7 separate regions of the Homo sapiens genome follow, and all the other regions are linked to region 1. A link is a contact called in ENCODE Hi-C or POLR2A ChIA-PET data. All regions are on one chromosome and are shown on one strand. The core of a region is the stretch at or near the end of the contact, and the rest is flanking DNA. Distances in the headings are between cores, read along the strand shown. Region 1 overlaps LOC124901253 (a long non-coding RNA gene). Region 2 overlaps FARS2 (phenylalanyl-tRNA synthetase 2, mitochondrial). Region 3 overlaps RREB1 (ras responsive element binding protein 1). Region 4 overlaps FARS2 (phenylalanyl-tRNA synthetase 2, mitochondrial). Region 5 has its middle 34 kb from the start of RREB1. Region 6 overlaps FARS2 (phenylalanyl-tRNA synthetase 2, mitochondrial). Region 7 overlaps FARS2 (phenylalanyl-tRNA synthetase 2, mitochondrial).

Region 1 (3,228 bases), core at 472-2,971:
GTCTAGCTACACTCCTGGAGTCCAGCTAACATGGAGAAACCATACAGAGAGGCCACATGGAGCGGTGGGGACATGAGAATGTGCAGGGAGGGAGAGGAGTCCAGCTGCCTCATAATCCTACCGGAGCCCAGGCATCAGCCATCTCTGCCAACCTGCAGCACGAGTGAGGACGCGAGTGTGCCACCTGGCAAGTGGATCCTCTGGCCCCAGTCAAGGAGCTGCAGCTGATGGTGCATGGAGCAGAGAGAAACTGCCCTGCTGAGCCCTGCCAAAATCATAAAATTGTGAGCAATGAAACAAAGTGGCTGTTATTTTAATCCACTAATATTTGGGATAGTGTGTTACATCGCAATAGATAACTGAGACACATTCATCAAATAAATATTTATCTAACCTGCTGTTTATAATAATAATACAACACTAATATTGAGTATGCTGTAATATATAGCAATATAATTAATATGGTAATATTTATCTATCTATTATTGACAGACTTTGTGATGAGTAGGAAATTGTATCTATCTTTAAGGCCTGCAGTCAAGAAGGGGAAACTATATTAAAAGCTAGTGTTTTGGAATTTCGTCAACAAGTCTGTTTCCACGATTTAATAGACTTCAAAATATTCTGTGTTTTCCTCCTATAACAAATATGTTCCTTGTGGACCTAATCTGGCATATAATATATGTACAAAAATACAAGTTAATTAATGAATTAAAGTCAGTGGAATCTCTTATGTCAGTGAAAGCAATAGGGTTGCTGACAAAAAAAGAAAGTAAAAGTTTTTAGTGAATTGTATATGCACCACTGGTTTTTATTTCACCTTTATCTTAAACAGTCAGCCACTCACTTAAACTTTGGCTTCTGAGGCTGAGAGCCACATAAAAGGGAGCACTAAATAACTGCAAGTGTAAAGAATGATTTGTGCTCCCTAAAATGCTTTATTCATACAAGGGAACTGAGGCTTGGAGAGGCAAAGGGGCTTGCTCATAATCACACACCTGGCACATTACGGATTTCAGACTCAAACAGACATTTTTAAAACCAAGTCCATTGTCTTGGCTAAAGTACACCTTCTCCAAACTCCTATCTTTCTCTTACTCAAAATTTCCCTTCAAATCTACACATTCCAAGATCTCTCTTAGAGCTGGGCCCATGGTGCTCCTGGAAGATATGATTGGATTTCTCCTCACCCTCTGAGCAGTGTAGGCACAGGTCTTCTGGTGCAGGGGATGGGGACATTAGAATGTGGCAGCTAGCTGGTACCTATTGGAGACCACCCCTGTAGGTGGGGTGACTCTACCACTCTGGTCTGTCAACAGAATAGTTTTTATGGGACCCTCATACGGGTCAGGGACTCTGTTATGTGCTGCAAGGGATTTGCAGGGAGCAAGAGAGAGGTCCTTTCCCGCAAAAGACTTACGGTCAGCCCCTAAGCTTCTCGGTGAAGGGAAGAGCAACATTGAACATCCGTCTTGGACACCTTGCCCCTTGGTTCTTCTATCTCACGAGTGCCTCGCAGTGGCTCTGCCTGTGGACCCTTACTCATGTTCTCTGGACCAGGGTTGTTAACCATAGCAGGTTAGAACTGCCCATTTATTCTAAATACAACAGCCAACTACCATCTTTATTTCAACCCTCACTTCCCACCACTTCTTCTCTAGTCTCAAAATGCCTTTCAGCATAGGCAGGAAATATGACAGAAGAAAGTCCCAGTCGAACAAACAATAACCGAAAATGCTCTTTGTTGCTGGGCCTTGGCGATCAAAGCCCTGCACATGTTTGCCAGCTGTAGTTCAGATGGTTTCTATTTCACTCAGCATTAATTTTTTATGAAATCTGTGGCCCAGGGGCCCATAAGCGGCTTTTAGTTCTTCATTCTATACTGTCTGGTCTAATTGCCAAGGCATGGTAAGACTCAGATTTTAAGGTGTCGTTAATGTATTTACCAGCCTTCCGGTCTACAGGCAGGCTCACCTCTTTGTGTGGGATTTTAATCATGTTTTGTTTTTAGAAAGGAAATGAAGGTATTCTTGGACTAAATATACTTGCTTTTCTTTGGATTTATTATCAGTATTTCACATCAGCGAGACAGCATACACAACACTGCCAATCCCAAACCTCAGACTTTATCTTCCAGTTTAAGTTTGATTCTTAAGAAGCATATGGAGTCTGTGCAGTGGAGGTAAGGCCTGTTTAAAATGAAGGCTGTTGTTTGTATGAAACATGCTTATTTAGTAGTTTATGATAAGGGGCCTGCTGACCCCAAAGGCTATCTTTCTTCTCACTTAGCAGCAGCAGCCTGGACTTTGTTTCAGATCGTCTCTGGATGCTGTAGCAAAGCCAGCAAGTGACTCACTGTCTGTCCTCAAACTCTTTGCAGCCCCCATTACTGAAGAGCCCCACAGACAACTTAGAAAACACAGTGATGGGAAAGTGACAGTGTTTGCAGAGTTGCTGGTTGCCAGGGGTCTACATGCAAGGCCAGTGCCGCGATCATTTTCATGAATTTCAGATGTCCTTTCTCTTGCCAACTTCGTGTGTTTTCTGAAAAATAATAAGAAAAAAAAAAAAACCCAGTCATCTGGCCTTACTTCCTTAAACCGAAGCTATTAGAGGTATCCAGGATCTGACTAGGGCAGCTAATTTTCTTTCAGTAGTGATTATAGCTGCACACCCTGCACAAACCGCATGCAAGACTCCCCCTCAACATAATTTTACATGCTTCACTTCTCCAATTGGCTCCAACTGTTAACAGAGCCCAGGTTTTGCATACACAGCCACACTTGGGGAGAAAGAAAAATACTTTGTTGCAGGCAGTTTTGCCTTGATACTTGGCACTACTCCATTTCCTGACTGCGTTACACTCCCTTCCCTCCCAGGTACCTGAGACTTCTTCATGCATCTGAGTGTCTGGCTTTTGATGCAGCTCCTGGTTAGGAACCAGCCCTCTCCATGGTCATTAGCTTCCTTTTTTTTTTAAAAAAAAAAAAAAAAAACTACCATCTAGTAGGCAGCTTCTTCGGCACTATTGTTAATCTGAGAATTTGCTAGTACTTAACTCACTCTTCACACGCCATAAAAATCTCTATTCTTTGAAGTGTCTAAGTGTGTGATGGCTGAATGTGTTGGGAGGAGCTGTGTTTCAATATGTTTTTTACTTTTGTTCTCAGGCCAGAGAAATTTCATTCAGTTTCATGTGTTCAGTCCTTGAAACAAAAGGCAGTGCTT
Region 2 (3,228 bases), core at 242-2,741, 820 kb before region 1:
TATAGGATGCGATGCCTGAGAGCATTGAACAATCATGTTTCTCAACTTTGCACTTGAGGAGCAGAGGTAGCCAGTCTGCAAACAGAAAAGGAAGACAGCAGATGCAGAATGAAAACAGTATGTTTGATATCCAGGGTGTGGTTTTTCCTGAGACTCCCCTTCAGTTCCACCAGCTATTATAATATTACAAACATTTTTATAATAAATTAACCTTTTGCTATTGTAAATTTAAGTTTACTTGCTGTTGGCAGCCAGAAGAGTCTTTTCTTTTCCACCTGAGTTTTAAGCAAATTAAGACATTGAAACAGGTGAAGGAAAGAGAATGTCAGCTTTATTTCTCCTCAGCTGATGGAATCACATGGCTTTGCATCTGCATCAAGAGGACCTGCTCTCCCTCCCTCCCCTCCAGCCCAACCTGGAGAATGGTGGGGTCTGCATAACAAGCATAGTCTCTCAGCTGTCCCAGTGGAGAGCAGGGCAAGAAAGCCTATTCCCAACTTCAAGGTCTTTTAGTAGATCAGCTCCGCCTCATCCAGAAATATGGACCAGCAAGTAACTTGCTCCTCCTAGGGAGTACTGAGCTCCTAGCGGGACTCAGTAAAGGGCAGGGTGTGGGGTCAGGAGAGTCACTCTAACGGAAGTTTTTTAGCAGAGAGAAAACAAGGCCAGCAGAATAGAGGAACCCCACTGTGAGTTGAAACTAAAACCTGAACCTTGACTCTCAAGATTTGTGAATGCCCCACTGTTGGTCCAACATTCAAATGGGCAGCTAGAGAGAGTGGGGCTGGGCACAGCCTCTTAACCACCGAATTGTCTTCTGTTTACAATTCTGCAGGCTCCTTCCCCATGTTTTGGTTGGGATCAGTGCAGAAGCTTCCCTGGTTTGTCTCTAGCACCTCCCACCACTGCCTAAGATTCCAGACGGGTATCACTCTGTGGACACCCAGCATATACAAACCTTCATAACATTACACGAAGATGCTTGGAGCCTGGGAAGGATCTGCTTTGAGGGGAAAGAGCAGATTTAGCTAATAGACATGGCAACTGGTGAGAAAGGTCATCTGCTTCAGTGGTTGATCACTGAGGCATTCATGAAAACAGCTAGATGGAGAATCGCTCTGAAAGTTCGTGAACAATAAGATAGCAGGGGAAATCTGACTATAACAGTAAATCTTCAGTGTTGCTCTTGGCAATCCAGAGTTTTTCACAGAGAGAGGCTAAGAGGCTAACCATATATTTAAAGACTGCCCCCTTTCCTGGATACATGTCTACTGTAAATGGCTTTGATTTTTCAACATAGGATGACTTTTTCCAGTTTTGCACATTTGAGTGCATGCACACTGCTGTTTGGAGTTTTAGATCTTTCTAAAATCCGATTCACACAGACACCTAACCTCTTTAACCCCTTTCTGCCACCTACCTTCTCTGTGAATACAGTGCTTGCAGCCTTTCAGAGACAGAGGTTTCAGAATTTGGCAGCAAAAAAAGTGATGGCTTCTAACACATTTACAGTGTGGTTAACAATAGCAGTTGCTGAACTCTGCCATGGCTGACTAGCTTTCCACTGTTAAGTGTGGTCACACTGGTAACATTTACTTAGGAACTGGGCACACGAGTTAAAATGTTACATGCACAACCCATTTGGGGTTTGAGGTATTCTCTTCTACATACGTTTTACTTGTTCATAAAAAGGAAGCTCTTTAAAAAAAAAAAATCTGATGTTTAGCTCCTGTTGATTCGTAATGGCTGAGAAGGAGTTTGAAGCATGTTTCTTTTCATCTCCTTTCAGCTTTTAATTTTTAGTACTTTCACTTATGTCTGTAAAAAGCAGTTAAAAGTGAAAGTCCCCTGACAGGAGTGTGTAATTGGCAGGCTGGGGTGGAAGGCAGGGGCTCATGATGGCTTTAAGAGAACGTGAAGAGGAAGCAGAGCTGTTCATTGTCAATGGTAATAGCTTTTAAGAGAGGCAGAACTTATGATTTGAGCTTAATTTCTAAATGAAGCTCATTTTCCAGTGTCCCAGCCCACCTCTCAGTGGCCTCCCGGCTAGTGGGTCAGACTGCGGACACGCCATGATGGCACACAGAGAGAAGACCGGAGGGAGCAGAGGGACAAGGGAGAAGCAGAGAGCAGGGGAGAAGAACTTAGAGGTGTATAAGAATTTGTTTATAAGTGTGTAGCCTGTTAAAACCTGACGATCCAAATGGGATGGGTGGCCAGAGCTTATGCCCCGAGGTAGGAGAAGGTTTCTTTTGCTTCTCAATTTCAGAATGTCTGGTAAGCAAGTGATTGAGAGTTCTGGGTTTTTATAGGCAAATAGAGAAAGGGAACAAGGCATGAAGTTTTATTAAAGCAAGGTATGCTTCTATGTTTCACAATAAGTTATTAAGTTCCTCTACTTATTTTCTAGCACTGCAATATATATGCATATTCTAATGGGGAGTTATTAACTCTTTGAAGAGATGAAAGGCAAAGATGTGAAATGTCTGGGAAAACAATCAAGTCAGTGATATAAACCATTAAGTGCAGTGTGCACCAAGAGAGGAATTTTCACCAGGAATGTAGGTGATCCCCATGTTGAGACCTAGTATAGTTTTGGATGCCACATCTCCGAGGGGATCATCCCCCACGTGGATTCCTCTCATCAGAATCTTTCTTGTAGTCTTTGTCCTAATTTATTTTTTGTTACCATTGGAATCTATAAGATGAGCAGATAATTCAGCAAGAAACAAGCTCAAGTGAGTGAACACATGACAGCAGGGACTGAACCAGAGGGCAGAATGCAGAGAGGCCAGGAGGGAATCTGTGAATTAGCAGGAGATCTTCTTGGGGAAAGGGGAGCAGAGTGCTGGCAGGTGGGGCGGGGGAGGGGCTGAAGCCCTCCCAGCAGTGGAGGAAAGCATGGGTGTACCCACAGGGAGGGCACAGGCCCAAAGGGTACAGGACAGAAGTGAGACCGAAGTCTGAATTGAAGGCCCTGAAAGGTAAAATTAGGAGATTGCCTCTGGTGGCAACTAAGAGCATGTATGTTCTTGGGCATGGGTTTGAGAGGATTCAGCAAGTGACAGGATGACAGCCAGGCAGCCGTACGCAGGGCGGACTGGAATGGGAAGCTATCCCGCACGGAGAGGTGGACAGAATTTGAATCATAGTACTATCATTGGAAATGAGGGGGCACTGAGAAATGGAGAAGACTTTCGGAGGAAGAAACGACAGTATTTAGTGACA
Region 3 (3,228 bases), core at 210-2,709, 810 kb after region 1:
CACCACTTAACTCTCCAAGATGCAGGCAGGGGAGGTGACTGCCTCATTTCTGATGTGCTTGTTAGCTACAGGAAAAGCATCTTAGTATTCTACCTTTGTCTAGGACTTGGGACTGGGAGCAGGTATTCCGTTTAAGTTTTATGTGCCATCTGTATATTTTCAAAAACATTTAACATGATCTTTATTTCAAGCTTTTATAGCCCTTTCAAGTTGCTCTAGGGGACTTAGCAAAACAGGTAGACAGTAAGTATGGATCAACTGAGCACAGGAAAGAATGGGATTTGGGAAGATCACATTGTTTGGATTTTCTGCTGATACTAAAGCTGGATTTTTACTACACAGGCAGGGAGAAATTACTGTCCTGTGGTGGACCTGGTGAGAGAGGTGGCATATGACTAAGCAAGTCAGCTGACCTCAATTAAAGGGCTGTGACCATCTGTACAATGGGACCAGTACCTCCTCCAACTGTTGGTCTCAGCTGAGTGAGATTCCCATGTCTGAGGAGGTGATCAGGGGTGATGATGACTTTTGATGGAACTGACCTCACACAGGTTTCTGGGGGAAAAAACCCACCAAACTTTATTTTAAGAATTCTAAAACAATTTTACAATTCTGATTTGAGTAGAAGTTTGATTTGAAAAGGGACTTCATCTGCACCTTCTCTCTTGCCTTTGTTTATAGATGTCAGTAATGCCCGTATTTTAAAAAGTTGAAATGAGTTATAAATTATATCTTAAGGATTTTAGTTTGTTTTGAAGAATTGTTTAATTGGCTAGGATTTCTCCCCCCTTCAGTAGCTTCAGATCCCAATGGCTAGGCAATATGGAGATAATAGTAAACAGGATTTTGTAAGAGATGTTATTTATTTATTTATTTTTAAATAGAGATAAGGTCTTGCTATGTTGCCCAGGCCGGTCTCGAACTCCTGGGCTCCAGCAACCCGCTATCCTCAGCTTCCCAAAATGTTGGGATTACAGGCATGAGCCACTACCCTCAGCCTGAGACATTATTTGAGGAGGAGGTCATGAATATATAATTAACTTAGGAGTACAAATGAAAAGTTTTCTCTTGAACCTACCTTTTTGAACAGAAGAGGTGATTTTTAGGTATAATGGTGTGCAAAGTAACAAATAACAGCCTCTAAAGACATTTAAAACAATAAATAAAGCATAAATATCTTTATTCAGGATGAACTGAGTTCTGAAGCCTGATGTTTTCAAGAGTTCTTTATTATCAGGTGGCTTGTGAAAGCCCGTCGTTAACCAAACGTGTTGTGTTTGCCTCAGAATTTTATTAAAAAGGTATGCATAGGTTCATATCCCCCTTATGTGAGGTGGCAGTGAAACAGAAACTTGATAGAAATATTGAGGAGGGGAAAAGATGAAGCCACCGCGGCACCTGGCCTCCCTCTTTCACTTCCCTTTCCAACTCTGCTCCTTTGAGATGTTCTTCGAGAAGATGGAGGAAGCTTGCTGGGTTTAGGGTCATCACCCAGGATCTGGCGACGGGAGTGCCTCAACATGGGGAGTTCCCTCCCCAAAGCCCAGAGCTAATTCGTCACATCCAGCTGCTGTCAGGAGTTGAGCAGTCCTGTCCCCTGGCTTTCCTGGGAAGGCCTGGGTGGAGGCGGCAGGAGCAGGCAAGGGACCAAGAGAGTGCCTGCTAGACCTGATGCCTCTCCCTTCCCCCCTGAGCCCCCAGGGAAGGAGCTGCCTTATAGACTCGGGTACAGGGAGGCAGGGAATAGAGGGTTGGAATCCAGAAAAGAGGGTGGAGGGCATGACTGCAGTTACTGCCATTGTCTCAGGACAGACAGACCAAGCCCTGGTACAGAAATTGTTTGGCTGTTGGCCTTTTCTCTTCAGATGTTTACATGCAGGAAGTGCCTTTGATAAAGTATGGTTTGCTAACATGAGTATGATATGCATGCGCATTTTTGGATGCCAAACACATAGGCAGATGAAACTAAGAAGCCAGATGCTAAGATAGTTGTTGATGAATTGAAACTAGCCTAACTGGCTCCACTGTTGGAGTCATTTGCTCAAACTACTCCAAACTTTTGTTTGGTCTACTGAAAACATTAGTTGGAAAGGTACAGCGTTAATTTAAGGCAGGGAAGCCTCCAGCACGTGAGAGTCGTGTCTCTCTCGGTGATGCTGGGAGGGAAGGATGGGAGATGAGAGTCATTTCACGGCCGCCTAGCTCCTCCTCTTCCTCTCCCTGCCCTGGAGCTGCAGCCTCAGCTTTCAGAGTCTCTTGCCTGGTGGTAGGCCCGGCGAGCGGTTGGATTTTAAGTATCTCAGTTATTTTCAGTATCATCAGTCATCACTTTCAGAGTTCCTTTTCTTTTTCAAGGGTACCCAGTCTAACTGTTTAGCTCCTTTTCAATAGCCCTCCTCACTCACTTACGCCTAGTCAGGAAGATTAATAATGTTAACTGATTTACTATCACTGCAAAAAGCATTAGTTAATTAGACTTTTACACCTCAGTCAGATGGCATTAGACACCCTTTGTGCACTTTAACTCAAGGATGTTAAAGACCTAAATCTTTCAGAAAAAAAGAAAAGAAAGAAAAAGGACAGGCACTTTTCCAGTTTAAGCTGCATGTTGGTCCATGTTAATTAGGCATTTGTCCTTTAGTCTGGAGGTGATAGAAAATGCCAGTTACTGTGGTATTTAACTGACATCAAACTCCTGTCCAAATAATTCAGTTGGGCCCAGCCTTCTCTCTTAATTGGTGGGAAGGAAAACTTCGGCACACACCCAGAATAGGGAGGAAACTGTTACGTTGAACATTTTGAAGTTTCATTCTGAAGGATCTGAAAGACACTTGAATATTTTTTAAATTAACTATCCAGTTGAGCTTTTTAAAAACAGTAACAAAAGAATCTCCCCTCAAACTTGAGCTACCCCAAATGATTAGCTTTTGTAAGTCTTCAGAAAATGAAAGTTTAGTCATTGTAATCCAAGGTCAAAGTGGTGGTTGTTATCCAAAGCTCTTATAGATTTATGTATCTGTTTGGCCCTGTTTTAAACAGTGCTCTGAAAATTGACAGTTTTCTAGCTCACACTCGTATTTCTTTATTAATACCAGAAATTCACAAGTGGGTTAAGGCACCCACCAGTATACACATTTAAAAATCAATATATGCTAGCATATTGGGACAAAAGTGACATGAATATGATTGTTTCATGGGAGCAATTAGATGACACTTTTTTTGTTTTGT
Region 4 (3,228 bases), core at 195-2,694, 770 kb before region 1:
TACATCATTCCCCCTGTGGAGATGCCACACTAACTGCTGTTAGGGGGTTTTGGGGGATGACTCCTTCTGGCTACTTCCTGCTGAAAAGGGGTTTCGAATGGGGAACAGTAGCTAGGGCTCCTCCTGGGGTCGATCTAAGGATCCTTGGAAGAATGGCATGTCCATGTGTGTGTGGTTCAGCTTACAGCACCATTTGGAGTTTGATTGCTTCTTGGTGAGAAGAAACAATTTGAGTTATAGTATGGAGTATACAGGGTCCAAATACCAATACAAGATATATAAGCAAGAAAGTGCTTAATAAAGGGGTTAACCAATTCCATAAAGAAGACTGGAATTTATTAAAGAGAGATTGTAGCCCCTCAGGGCTGAGGCCGGCATTTTCCCTGAGCCTGTCAACAATTTTGACTTGATTTTTAAGTACCTGTAGATTTTCTTCTACTTTACTAGAGGTGTTAATCCAAAAGCAGCATGTTTCATTTAAAACTGCATTACTAAACCCAATAAAAAGTCCTAGCAGACTCAGTGATAGTAAAACTTTCATGCTTCCTTTTTGTCAACTATTATCCCTGCTGTAAGGGTAATAATTAAGCAAAATACTACAGCAATGGAAACTCTCTGTCCAATATTTCAGTTAGAAGGTGCTACCCTGTATAACCCTGTTGCAAATAGTAGAGTGAGGACAGCAATTCCCACAAGTGTGGTGTGGGTAGGTAATTTCCATCTAAAATTTTACTTGCTAAGATATAGAATTCTCCTTTGGGGGTCTATGAAGTTCCTTGGTTTTATTTTCCCAAACAAAGAAACCTCCGGGTTATGGGCACCTTACTCACTTTCATTACCCGGCAGAATTTGCAAGATAATTGCCCAGAACTAGCGTATTGATTCACATTTTTATGTTACCCATCCCTTTTTTTTGTTTGTTTCCAAGCTGCGGAAGATCACCACTTGATTCACAGGATCAAGCAGAGTTAGTCTAAAATGTAGGCAAAAAGCTTAAAAACAATGAATGAGACTAGGATTTAATGACAAATGTAAGATAAACTTTGGAGCAAAATCTTTTTCTCCAGTCCTCATTTTTGGTAAAAACTAGTTATGAATAAACTTTAGACTTAAACTTGACCTGATTATTTGCATAAAGTGCAGCAAGAATGGTTATTTTTACATAGACCTTTTGGATTGACTTTGATGAAACTGTTCCACAAGGAATTTCACATAAGACTTCTAAAGCCAAGCCCAGCCATGGGTTTGTGTCCTCTAATACCTGTGTGTTTGGTGAGCCTATCCTCTCGAGGTCCCAAGATAAACTTGGAGCTTCCAGACCTGTTAGAAAGTGTCATTCTTTACTGACCACAGGTTAGGAATCCTGTGCGGGGACTGTGCAGACAAGGCATGAGGCCAGTTCTTCCTAAGGGGCTTTTTTTAATTGGCTTTGCCTGTCACGCTTGATTCCTTAAAGGGAAACACACACTTTCAGTCAAAGCCTTGGTAAAATAACCAGTTTTTCCAGTTGTGTCCTGTTGATGAAGAAAAATGGATTCTTACTGCACTGATGCAAACAACTATATTGCCATAAGTTAAGAGTACTCACAGATAGTTTCCAAATTCTAGAGGAACCAGGCAGAGAAAAATAAACATGCTCCAAATTTTGTTTACAGGAGTATACCTTACTCAATTATTAAAGGCCATAAATAGTTTAAAATAACTTTCCTTGATGCTGAAAATCAAAACAAGGATCAGCAGTATTCCAAGCAAAAGTTAAAAAGGTTACTTTCACTTTCTGAGTGTAGTCCATTTAGTTAACTTTTGTTTTGCTTGAGATTTGTCAACATGTCAGTTTTTTATGAGCTCTGTACTTTCTTTATTTCAATATTACAATCTTTAAAGCTATTAAAAACCTGCATTTGAGAACACCTGTTAAAGTCCTTAATATAGCTTGATGATAAACTGTCTTTTGAGAAGGAACAAAGCAAGACAACAATTGTTTGTGAATGACAAATTTCCAGGACAGTTATAGTTAAAAATATGACTGACAAGTTTATTTATCTTCATGGTTTACAGTAACTTTACCATTAATTATGATTGATAGCATATACTTAGACATTAGCATTTTAGAAATCCCATACAATTTTGGAACATATATTAGTATTATTCACCAAAATATAACTTAAAGAAGATTGGACATCATTTCGGCAATCTCATGTGACTAAACATCTCAAATGATCCTGTTTACCTCTTTTCTGAATGTTTCAGGGGCCTTCTGAACTATCCAAAAAGCCAGGCATCATGAAGGACAATTTCCAGATTGCCGTAAATTATTTTGCCAAAATGATGACTCAAAAGGAAAAAACCTTTCATTAGCCTTTACTGTGACATGAAAATTTTGTGCAAAGCCAAATTTTACCCTTGCATTAGTTTATTAATGTTAACCCCAATTCGTTTACATGAAACCGTGTGGATTATTCCATCTAATCCTAACCAATTTGACCATGAGGTGAAATCTTTACAAACCTTTCATAACCCTTTTACTAAAGGGCAGATTAGTGTCTTAAGAGCTCCTTGCTATGCTTTTATTTTAATGCTTAATTTATGAGAAGACCATCTGGATGCTATGGGAGAAGACAGCGTAGTGCTTGTACCATGCATGTCATTACAAGGCAGCCCAAAGCCAATTGGCTTATTTTGTAATCAGCTCATGCCTGATGGGAGTCTCATCTCTCAGTCGGGAGTGGGGATGTTTCCTTATCTTCCAGGTGGTCAAGAGCATGCTTCTCTGATTTATAACTACTATCAGCCATCCCTTACAGTGTATTTTCTACCTAGTTATTACACACCAAAACTCTCACAATGCGAAGTAATTTCTGATACCCCCAAAACTCAAAACCATCAGATAACACAAGCAAAACAGAACAGAGCCGTTGATTTTGAGAGGGATTTAGCTCCTTTTAATTCCTGGGGTTTCATGAGGAAAACAGAGGATTTTCCCCAAAACAGGGTTTGTGATGCCTCCTCTGTTTTTCCCCAGAAGTCCCATACTACCAGAAGTTATTTTAGGGCCTTTTATGCATGCATTAAGAGTGGTAAGACACAAAATGGAGAAAAATAATTCAGTTAACTGAGAAGAAAAGAGCCTTTTTCCAGAAAAACAAGATTCAAGAAGAGAAAAACATGAAGGACTTTTAAATATACCTATAACTTGAGTATCTACTTTTAGTTAAGCTGGGCACTCTT
Region 5 (3,228 bases), core at 521-3,020, 740 kb after region 1:
AGGCACATAGTAAAATTATATAAGTGCATGAACACCAATTATGTATATCTTCTTCAATGCCCCAAGAACGTTGTGGTTTTCTTTATAAAACTTGACCTGTAGAATATACAATCCAGTCATGTGTCACTTAACGAAGGGGAGGCATCCTGAGGAATGCATCATTAGGTGATTTTGTCATTGTGTGAACATCAGAGTGTACTTACACAAACCTAGATGGTATAGCCCACTACACACCTAGGCTATATGGTATGTAGCTTATGGCTCCAAGGCTACAAACCTGTACAGCATGTTATTGTACAGAATACTGTAGGCAACTGTAACACAACAGAAATTATTTGTGTCTCTAAACATATGTAAACATAGAAAAGGTACAGTGAAAATATGGTGTTATAAGGAATGTGTATATACTATCCCTCATGGGACCCCTGTCATATATGCAGTCCATTGTTGACTGAAATGCTGCAACTGTGTGTATTCCTACATCTCCCTACATACGTAGAATATATTATATTACATATGTATTAGTGTATAGTAAATATTCCTACATATCATATAATATATAGGAATATATATAACTTTTAAAATATATTAAAATACCTTAAAACTTTTGATGCTCTTATAAGTGGTATTTTTAAGTGTTTCTGTGTACAGTGTTGTGTTTAGTTAGTATGTTTTAAGAGCTGATTATGACCATCTTTGATAAATACTTAAATACTTGTGTTGCATGAGGTACTGCTTGGAGGCTGGGCACAGTGGCTCATGCTTGTAATCCCAGGACTTTGGGAGGCCGAGGTGGGCAGAACACTTGAGGTCAGGAGTTCGAGACCAGCCTGGCCAATGTGGTGAAACCCCCATCTCTACTAAAAATACAAAAACGAGCCGGGCGTGGTGGTGGACACCTGTAATCCCAGCTACTAAGGAGGCTGAGGCACGAGAATTGCTTGAAGGCAGGAGGTGGAGGTTAAAGTGAGCCGAGATTGTGCCATTGCAATCCAGCCTGGGCGACAAGAGCCAAACTCCGTCTCAAAAAAAAACAAAACAAAACAAAACAAAAAGAGAGAGAGAGAGATACTGCCTGGGACCAGAAATATGGACACTTTTATCTGGCTGATGGCCCATCACGATTACTGCTCTGTTCTCACAGGGTTGAACATTTTACTCACTTTACATGATTTTAAACCACTGTATCCCATTGACTTCTGTTGTTGAAACAGAGGATTTTGGCAGCCTGGTTCATTTTCTCTTGTATATCAGGTTCTTTGGGTTCACTATTTTCTTTTTAATAAGATCATGATATTTCAGTGTTTACCTATAGCTCACCCACCATTTAGGTTTTATTTCCAGTGCTCTCATGCTTCCCTAAATCCTGTACGAAAGATGCTATGTCAGGAGGCACGGTGACTCAGGCCTGTTGTCCTGGCACATAAGAAGGCGAGGTCAGGTGTTTGAGACTAGACTGAGCAACATAGGAAGCTCTCATCTATTAAAAAAACAACAAAAAAACCAAAAACAAAAAAACATGCTATGTCCTTGGCTATTCGAGCCACAGCTTTGTGCATTGACACACATCCAGCATCAGCAAGCTTTTTCTAAATGAGAACAAGCGTCATTCCTTTGTCCATTTGTCAGACTTGTCACATATGTCTCTATGGGATTATAGTTTTTTTAAAAAAAGAAAAGAAAGTAAAGGGGGAAATATCTGTAGGTTCCCCTTGCCTGTGTGTTCCTCTGCTTTCAGCTCTTCAGCACAGGCAGTCTCGGTCACGTGGCCCTGCTCACGCAGGGCCCAGACCCACGCTGCGAAGCTCTGTATGATTGTGTTTTGGGTTGCAGGAGGCAGAAACTCAAAGTGAAACCAATGAAAAAAACCAATGTGTTCTTAATGGTTTTTACCTAAACCATAAATCCCTCTCTTCGAGGGAGAGGGGAATCACCCAAGATTTGGCCCAGTTCCCTCATTAAGTTCCAGGGCTATATTTGTCTGTATTTTTTCTTTTCTTTTCTTTTTTTTTTTTTTTTTTTGTTCATATGTGTGTCAGTTTGGTGACGACCTGTGTCCAACTCACTCAAGGAAGATATTTAAAATGCAGATTCCAGGGCCTGATCTAGACTAAGGGAATAAGACAGTGGGAAGAGGAGGAGGTAGAGAGTTGAGTCTCCTGACTCCCTGGTGGTGCTGACAGTCAAACAGGACTTACTAACAATGATGAAGGTATTATGGGCTCAGATTTTTATCCATCACTACATTATCACTAAATTTTTTTTTTTTTTTGAGACCAAGTCTCACTCTGTTGCCCAGGCTGGAGTGCAGTGGTGTGATCTTGGCTCACTGCAACATCCGCCTCCTGGGCTCAAGCGATTCTCCTGCTTCAGCCTCCCGAGTAGCTGGGACTACAGGCGCACACCACCATGCCCAGCTAATATTTGTATTTTTAGTAGAGACGAGGTTTCACCATGTTGGCCAGGATGGTCTCGATCTCTTGACCTCGTGATCTGCCCACCTCAGCCTCCAAAGTGCCAGGATTACAGGTGAGAGCCACCGTGCCAGGCTTAATTTTTATATTTTTAGTGGACACAGGGTTTCACCATGTTGGCCAGCCTGGCCTCGAACTCCTGACCTCAGGTCATCCACCTGCCTCAGCCTCCCAAAGTGCTGGGATTACAGGCATAAGCCACTGCGCCTGGCCTAATGGAACATTTTTTACCAGGTTTAAAATAAGATATCTAATGCCAGATGCTGTGGCGCACACCTTTAGTCCCAGCTGCTTGGGAGGCTGAGGCAGGAGGTTTGCTTGAGCCCAGGAGTTTGAGACCTGCCTGGGCAACATAGTGAAACCGCATGTCTATATGAATAAAATAAATAAATAAATAAATAAATAAATAAATAAAATAAATGAAATAAGATAGCTAACACTTATTAAGTGCCATGTGTCAGGCAGGCACTTCACATTTAAACCTATGTGTAGGCTACTATTGTTAGTCCCACTTTATAGAAAAGGAAACTGAGGCACATAGAGTTTAAATGCTTTGCCCTGAGTCAAACACCTGAGGCAGAATTGTCATGTTCTTTGACAATCTTCAAAGCAAATTCACGATATTTGTTAATTACAAAATAACGGAGTCTCTGGCACAAATGGGCCCAAAGAGTCTGCTTGGATCATAATCATGCCTTGGTGCTATATTAGGTCCCTTATAAATTATTCATTCTTTTAGCAAGTTCTTACTGAG
Region 6 (3,228 bases), core at 389-2,888, 700 kb before region 1:
TGATGATGTGCACAGATGTCTGCCAGGGGTCCTAATGGCACCCAAGATCCTGGGTGTCTGTCTTAGGAGGGATGTTTGGTAGAGAGACAAGTGGCCAGTGGACACTGTGGATATGTGTGGTGGGGCAGATGAGTGGTCACAGAGAAATAAGGCTTAGGGGGACAGCGATCCAGTCATTGGCAGAGTGGAGTCCTAGGTAAGGCCCAGTTACAGAGGAATGTGGAGGCCACAGCCTGGGATGCGGGACTCTGCTGTTACAGCAGAATCATCAGCAAGGCTGCCCGCCTGCCCTGATGGTGAGCCGCTGGCCAGGCTCCAGATGGTCTCTCCGGAGAGGTGGGACTGGGCTTGGAATCACAAGGCTGAATCTCAGATGCGCAGGTGGTGGGGATGGTTAAGTTAGAACATCCAGGCATCCAGCAGGTCTTTACAGAGGCTTCAGCTGGTTTTTTGCTTTGTTTCTGTTTTGTTTAATAGTGTACAGCTTCATAGTGATCTACATATTCATGTATGGTTTAGAGCCAGGGAAGGTGTTATCATGATTGGAATTTAATTGGGTGTCTAGTAAGGAAAAAGCAAGGTAGAATGTTCCATGACATTTACAGGAAGAAGATAATGCCTGAAGGAGGCCTGGTACGAATGAGGGAATCCCTGTTTTCTAGTGGGAACTACCTCAAGGAAAAGGCACTCATCAGACACGTAGGAAATGAGTTCTCAGACTCAGACATCCCCAGCCTGCAGGTCCAGATGAGGGTACGTAATAATGTTCATACTCAGATATCCCAAGTGCATCGCCACCTACCTGCTGTCATGGATCCCAGTATCCCGCAGAGCCCCCCAGAAGTATTTCTGTAGGTCCCAGGGGGTGTCCACAGCAAGCTAACTTCCACTGGACATGACAGTGACTCCCATTGGGCCCCCAGGGGACACCACCGTTGAGGCTTTGGGGCCATCATGGTGTCCAGTGGTATTTCAGAGCTGTACGTTTCCCCACTGTCAACTTGTCACCTGGGACTTAAGCAACTCAGCTTTGAGCCCCGCCTTTCTACCAGCCTTGCAAAGCCCCTCTCCCACATCCTCCTTAGGCTTTCCCTCCAGGTAAACCCATGCAAATAAAGGTTTGGATATTTCACCTCAGACCTGGTTAGATCTCAGTTTTGACTAATTTCTTTTCCATGGGAGCACAGTTCAGAGATGAGGACAAAATCAACAAAATTCCAGTTACCTAATAATCTTTTGTGAACATAACTATAGTCATGCATCACTTAACGACGGGGATACATTCTGAGAAATTCGTCATTAGATTTTGTTATGTAAGTATTATGGAGTGTACTTACACAAACCTAGAAGGTGCAGCCTACTGCACACATAGGCTGTATGGGGTACAGTGTAGCCTATTGCTTCTAGGCCACAAACCTGCACAGCATGTTACTGTATTGAATACTGTAGGGAGTTGTAACACAATGTTAAGTACAGTATCTGAACATATCTAAACATACTTCATAAAAGTGGCAGCGTAGTAGGTTTGTTCACACCGCATCACCACAAATGCATGAGTAATGTGTTGCTCTGTGACTTTACACTGATGATAATGTCACTGGGTGATAGGTAGCTTTCAGCTCCACTATAATCTTATGGGACCATCATTGCATATGCAGTCTTTCTTTGACTGAAATGCCGTTGTGCAGTGCATGACTGTATTTTATAAGATGAGCCTAATTTGTGTTATACTTCTCGGGAATGAAGGCATACCCTGCAGTAGGTTTTGGATTCTGTGTTTGACAGATGTGGCTGCTTTTCTTTGCTTTCACTTTCCCCTAAAGGAAATAACAGTAGTAAGATGAAGAAAGAGGAAACTAGTAGTGAAAATTAAGCAGGTGAAATATTTATATAAGGCAGGACAGCTGTGGTCTAGACATTTACACAGAATTTTACTAGAGTAATTGCTTATCTCAGAATTCATTCAATATGCTAATTTCTCGTAGCAGATTGCCTGTCCGGCAATGCACATGGCATACAATTTTTGAAATTCTGCAGTGATGATGGAATAAGCATTTCTAACCCATTTCTCTGTTATAGCAATTGCCACATTGCCTGGTGTTTATACGTCTTTTCATCACTGCACTGAGTTACTATCAATTACTGGGTCTTTAGCTTTCTACTATATTTGGGATATAGAACAGAGTAAGTACTCAATACGTATTTTTGATGAATTAATGATAAAGAGAAAGAAATTCCATCAACAACGTATGTTATATTGTTTTTTCTCCAGAGGTAACTAACCTAACTTGATATATAGGCCACAACTTAACCTCAGTTGGCAGTGTTTTCCAGCTAGGTGACCAGAACTCTTTACTATCCATTATGATGATTTCTTGAAAGGGAGAAACTGACTAGGGTGGAGAATACTCCTTAGAAACAGAAGTTGGGTCCTAAGTAAATTGATGATTTAAAAATTATTTGGTGCAGGCCAAATATTCAGATAGGGAAAAGGAAAAAAGGAAACAAAAAGAGAAGGGATTTTAACGAGGTTGGTCATATCCTATACAAAATACAGTTTTAAACTCTTTAGCTTCCAGGAGCAGAAAACTGTAGGAAGTATGTAAATTATTCACGGTTACCTGGGAAACCCTTTCTGACAGGAACGGGGGAGATCACAGGGTTGGATGGAAATTCAAGCAGTCAAATTGTAATGTGTTTGTGTGTAAGTTTGCTTGTTTGTTTGCCACAGATGAGGAACAGGGAAAATTTCTGAAGGAAGGTAACATGAAAGGAAGAAAAAAGCTTGTCTGTACAGGGAAGGCAGAGAAACTTCAGGTCTCTTGAAGGTGTAATTTCCAAACCACTCTGTCCCTAGACCATCCTATTTGGAGTGACAGCAATAGTGGACCTCTGACCCGGGCTGTCAGAACCCCTTTCTAGAAGCAGCTTCTTCCCGCAAAGGCATGGTCAGTAAGGGAGCCTCCACGTTGGCAGAGTGGGACTCCACGCTTTGGCCCCGTGGACAGATCTGAAGATGGGCACCCAGCAAAGCTGGGCAGGCGAGGCCTCTTCTCTGTAATGTTTGGACAGAAAACCAAAGGGCGCTTGGATTACTCCTCCAGCGGCTGAAGCTGTGAGTACCTAGGAACCATCCCCGGCCACGTTTCCCATCAAGGGGAGAATGTGGTGAACAGAGATGAGAGATGGAGGGAAAGTGCTGGTGTGCCTGAGTCCCTGGTTCCCTGG
Region 7 (3,228 bases), core at 264-2,763, 610 kb before region 1:
GAGCTCACAGGGAATGTTCCAGGGGCAGCAGAAGAACCCCTGTGCTGAGCATGGTGAGGAGGGGGAAGCGCAGGGAGAGAAAAGGTCAGTGAGGCTGTCAAGGGCTACACTGATCGGGCCTGAGGAACCAAGGTGAGAGCTGGATTTTATTCTGAGTGCAACGAGGATGTCCTTGGAGGGGTGTGAAGCAAGGTGAAAGGTCATGTCCACCTTGTAGCCTCAGGAAGTCTCCCCTCACCCCACTTCCACCTCCATTCTTCTCTAGGGGGCCACGACTGGGTTTGAAACTCTAAACCCTAGTTATGAAGTTGTAAATATAAGTAAAAAAGAAAATCCCAAAAGATTACATACAGCATGGTATTCATTTTATAAAATAAACAACTTACTAAAACCTCAGAGCTATCTACAAAGGAAGTCAAGGGAGCAATAAACAAGGATTCAGAACAGTGATTCCCTGAGAGAGGGCAGGCAGGAGGATGAGTTGGGGAAGACTCCACAGATGGACAAAAGTCCTCATCCGAGTTCCGGTTCTGGGGGTGAGTGGGGTTTTGTGGGTGTTTGTGATCTTATTAAGTAAGGGTGAGTGAGTGAAGGTGACAGGCCACGAATGGGCCACTCGCGAGTGTGTCGGGAGCCGTGGGTCATGACAGACCCAAGTACGTGCCCCTGGGTTTGATATAAAAAGAGAATAAGGGTAGAAAAGAAACAAAGCTCATATCTATATATTTCATTTATTTACATGCCGTTTGATTTCTAGCTTGTTCAACCCTAGTTATTGCAAATATCAAGTGTAGTATCATGGGTCATGGGAAAAGGCTGCTGGATTCAAAACTCGGCTTTGTGTGCACCCTTGGACACGCTGCAGACCCTTCCAGGCCTCAGTGTCTTCATCTTCTTCATCTATGATGTGGAATAATTGCAGGATCCGCTCATAGGCTTGTTGAGAACATCGAACAGGACAATGCCTGTGAACCGCTGTCACAAGCCTCTCAGTCACGTTTACTGCACAGGTGGAGATTCTCTCTCCTGTATACACTGCCTCTCTCGATCCATTTTTCCTTTCTTTATGTAACTGGGAAAAACCAAGAATGAAGCAGGTTTGTTTTTGTTTTGCGTGTGAGGAAAAGGTTGTTGAATCTGTTCTCAAGAATGTTTGAATTAAATTCTCTTTGCCTGGGGATGGTATTTTTATCTTATATGATTGTTCTTTGAACAAGCAGTAAGAAAACAAAATGAAATTGGGAGGCTCCTTGCTTTCTTCCTGAAAAGAGGCTTCAGGGCTTTGGGCCAAACTGTGCCTTGAAATGAATTTTAGAAGCGGCCACAGCAGGCGGTCTCTGTTGTGAGGGGCCCAGCTAGTAACAGGCACACTCCCCCAAGACAGAGGAAACACCCTGCAGAGCGGTGGCCACGCTGGGCTGTCCACCGCACAGGGGCTGTCAGAGAAAGAGTGGGCTCGGCGGGAAAGGAAGGGCCGCCCCAGTGGGTTACACGGGAGGCCGCTCCAGGCAAGGGTTTTCAATTTCAGTTCCCTTTTCCCCACACTGCATGGTTTCACTTCTCTGATGGGGCTTAGAATCTGCGCCATTAGGCAGCTTCCACAGCTTAGACGCCTTTCCTAAGGAAGGGTTGGCACAGGGCTGTCAGCCATCAGAGACCTGAGAGGGCAACCACCGGTGCCCTCCCTGCTGGATTCAAGAGGAGCTGGGTGATTCTGGGTTCCAGGATGAAGAGGAGCTAGCAGGGACAAGGAGTAAGCAGAATGTTTGCACACAGGAAATGACAGGGGACTCCGTTGCTGGAGCCATCCCTTCCCTTTGTGGTCATCACGAAATATCCATGACCATAGTAGTGCCACTGTGGCCTGAGTCTCAGGATTGCCTGTGCCCATGAGGTGGCCAGAGCCAGCTCTGAGTCCCCAGGGTGGCCCACAGCCAAGGAACAGAGCCCCCAGGACGCAAAAAGAAACCACCACTAGTTGAGAAGGGAGGAGGAGAACTCCTCTCATGACTGTGCCTGGCAGGAGACAGCGCATCCTGCAGCCTGAGCCTGGTGCTCTACGGGGGCCAGCCGAGGCTAAGACTGTCCCTCACGGAAGGATCTTGAGGCTTCTGTGTCCTCCCCGACACTGGCTGCACTCACCTCCCCTCAGCCTCTGTGCATAGCAGCCCACCGTACTTCAGGACCACTCTTTGTAATCAGGGAATTCTTCTTTACATTGAGCCATAATCTGCCCCATAATTTCCACAGATGAATCCTAATTCAGGTCTCCACAGTAACATGAAATACATCTGCCCCTTTTTGGAATATATGTTAGGTCTACTCTGTGTCCTGCACCATGCCAGGCAGCAGACAAGACACAGACATAGACCTTTCCTTCCAGGAGACTAAAACGTAGTGGGGCAGATGCCATTAAACAAATAATCACACAAAATTCTAAAGATGAAATGAAGTTTCTCGCTATTACCGTGTTACCACACGTGGAAAACAGTCAGCTATGTCTTCTGTCTAAGGGAAGGTATTTTGCAATGGCCTGACTTAAAAGCCGTGGGATTTCCATGAAATCTCTGGATGATGCGGAGCAGACACCCCAGTGCTGAGCAGCTTTCTTTAGTTGAAAGAGAGGGTTAGTGATGGCCAAATTCGTAGCCTGTTTTGGGGATGGCGTGATGACTTTGAACATGGGCGCTGGGGTGTATGGAGGAAGGTGAAAGGTGTCCGTGGGGAGAAAATTGGAAAGGAGCTTTGGAGGCAGGTTGGGCAAGGCATTAAGTGCCAGAGTAAGAAGTTGGAACTGCGTTTGATGATCATCAGGTGAGAAGACCTTTGAGCAGGGAGGGAAGTTAGGTCTGAGTTTTGAGGCAGTTATTTTAAAATGGTTCCAAGCATGGCCTCTGCAGCCTGGCTGCCCGGGCTCCAGTCCTGGCCACTGGCAGTGGGAAGAGTTACCTGGCCTCCCTGTGCCTCAGTTTCTACATCTGTAAAACAGAAATAATAGTGGTATGTACTTAAAAGAGCAAATGAGTTGATGCATGTGACATTTTTGGAGCTTTGCCTAGCTGTGGAAAAGTGCTTTAAAAAGGTTAGCTGGGGCCAGGCATGGTGGCTCACACCTGTAATCCCAGCACTTTGAGAGGCCAAAGCTGGTGGATCAGTTGAGCTCAGGAGTTCGAGACCAGCCTGGCCAACATGGCGAAACCCCGTGTCTACTAAAAATACAAAAATTAG

What was found. A loop is a pair of places that touch in the nucleus more often than their neighbours do. ChIA-PET counts read pairs that join two places held with the same protein, here RNA polymerase II (POLR2A). Pooled maps may share reads with other maps.
Region 2: a map with no recorded cell type shows a loop between it and region 1 (8-fold over the local background). The contact joins two enhancer-like sites. A Hi-C loop is called at or near these places in 7 of 37 single-sample maps with no recorded cell type and 5 of 50 pooled maps.
Region 3: a loop to region 1 is called in a map with no recorded cell type, with 12 times the contacts of the local background. The contact joins two enhancer-like sites. A Hi-C loop is called at or near these places in 5 of 37 single-sample maps with no recorded cell type and 5 of 50 pooled maps.
Region 4: a loop to region 1 is called in a pooled map, with 7 times the contacts of the local background. The contact joins two enhancer-like sites. A Hi-C loop is called at or near these places in 1 of 37 single-sample maps with no recorded cell type and 3 of 50 pooled maps. POLR2A ChIA-PET finds 5 or more read pairs at or near these places in 1 of 52 experiments (activated CD4-positive, alpha-beta T cell).
Region 5: a loop to region 1 is called in a pooled map, with 9 times the contacts of the local background. The contact joins two enhancer-like sites. A Hi-C loop is called at or near these places in 4 of 37 single-sample maps with no recorded cell type and 4 of 50 pooled maps.
Region 6: a loop to region 1 is called in a pooled map, with 5 times the contacts of the local background. The contact joins two enhancer-like sites. A Hi-C loop is called at or near these places in 2 of 50 pooled maps.
Region 7: a map with no recorded cell type shows a loop between it and region 1 (10-fold over the local background). The contact joins two enhancer-like sites. A Hi-C loop is called at or near these places in 2 of 37 single-sample maps with no recorded cell type and 4 of 50 pooled maps.

The regions. Positions count from the first base shown.
Region 1 is chr6:6,329,775-6,333,002 of GRCh38, forward strand. LOC124901253 (a long non-coding RNA gene) reads left to right here. Exons shown (of 2, transcript XR_007059428.1): 2 at 1-393. Among named protein-coding and RNA genes, the nearest start is that of F13A1, 11 kb to the left of the region's middle. RefSeq lists an enhancer at 2,038-2,087. Within about 2 kb of position 1,722, at least 3 of the 41 ENCODE cell types and tissues checked have a DNase peak (open chromatin) inside an H3K27ac peak, as active enhancers do.
Region 2 is chr6:5,505,685-5,508,912 of GRCh38, forward strand. The region is part of intron 4 of FARS2 (phenylalanyl-tRNA synthetase 2, mitochondrial); the gene reads left to right. Among named protein-coding and RNA genes, the nearest start is that of FARS2-AS1, 49 kb to the left of the region's middle. RefSeq lists an enhancer at 1,683-1,812. Within about 2 kb of position 1,492, at least 4 of the 41 ENCODE cell types and tissues checked have a DNase peak (open chromatin) inside an H3K27ac peak, as active enhancers do.
Region 3 is chr6:7,135,577-7,138,804 of GRCh38, forward strand. The region is part of intron 1 of RREB1 (ras responsive element binding protein 1); the gene reads left to right. Among named protein-coding and RNA genes, the nearest start is that of RREB1, 29 kb to the left of the region's middle. RefSeq lists an enhancer at 1,436-1,505. Within about 2 kb of position 1,460, at least 32 of the 41 ENCODE cell types and tissues checked have a DNase peak (open chromatin) inside an H3K27ac peak, as active enhancers do.
Region 4 is chr6:5,563,512-5,566,739 of GRCh38, forward strand. The region is part of intron 5 of FARS2 (phenylalanyl-tRNA synthetase 2, mitochondrial); the gene reads left to right. Among named protein-coding and RNA genes, the nearest start is that of FARS2-AS1, 110 kb to the left of the region's middle. Within about 2 kb of position 1,445, at least 2 of the 41 ENCODE cell types and tissues checked have a DNase peak (open chromatin) inside an H3K27ac peak, as active enhancers do.
Region 5 is chr6:7,072,166-7,075,393 of GRCh38, forward strand. No RefSeq gene overlaps it. Among named protein-coding and RNA genes, the nearest start is that of RREB1, 34 kb to the right of the region's middle. RefSeq lists an enhancer at 1,495-1,734. Within about 2 kb of position 1,771, at least 5 of the 41 ENCODE cell types and tissues checked have a DNase peak (open chromatin) inside an H3K27ac peak, as active enhancers do.
Region 6 is chr6:5,625,518-5,628,745 of GRCh38, forward strand. The region is part of intron 6 of FARS2 (phenylalanyl-tRNA synthetase 2, mitochondrial); the gene reads left to right. Among named protein-coding and RNA genes, the nearest start is that of FARS2-AS1, 170 kb to the left of the region's middle. RefSeq lists an enhancer at 1,633-1,902. Within about 2 kb of position 1,639, at least 3 of the 41 ENCODE cell types and tissues checked have a DNase peak (open chromatin) inside an H3K27ac peak, as active enhancers do.
Region 7 is chr6:5,722,563-5,725,790 of GRCh38, forward strand. The region is part of intron 6 of FARS2 (phenylalanyl-tRNA synthetase 2, mitochondrial); the gene reads left to right. Among named protein-coding and RNA genes, the nearest start is that of FARS2-AS1, 270 kb to the left of the region's middle. RefSeq lists an enhancer at 1,425-1,744. Within about 2 kb of position 1,514, at least 13 of the 41 ENCODE cell types and tissues checked have a DNase peak (open chromatin) inside an H3K27ac peak, as active enhancers do.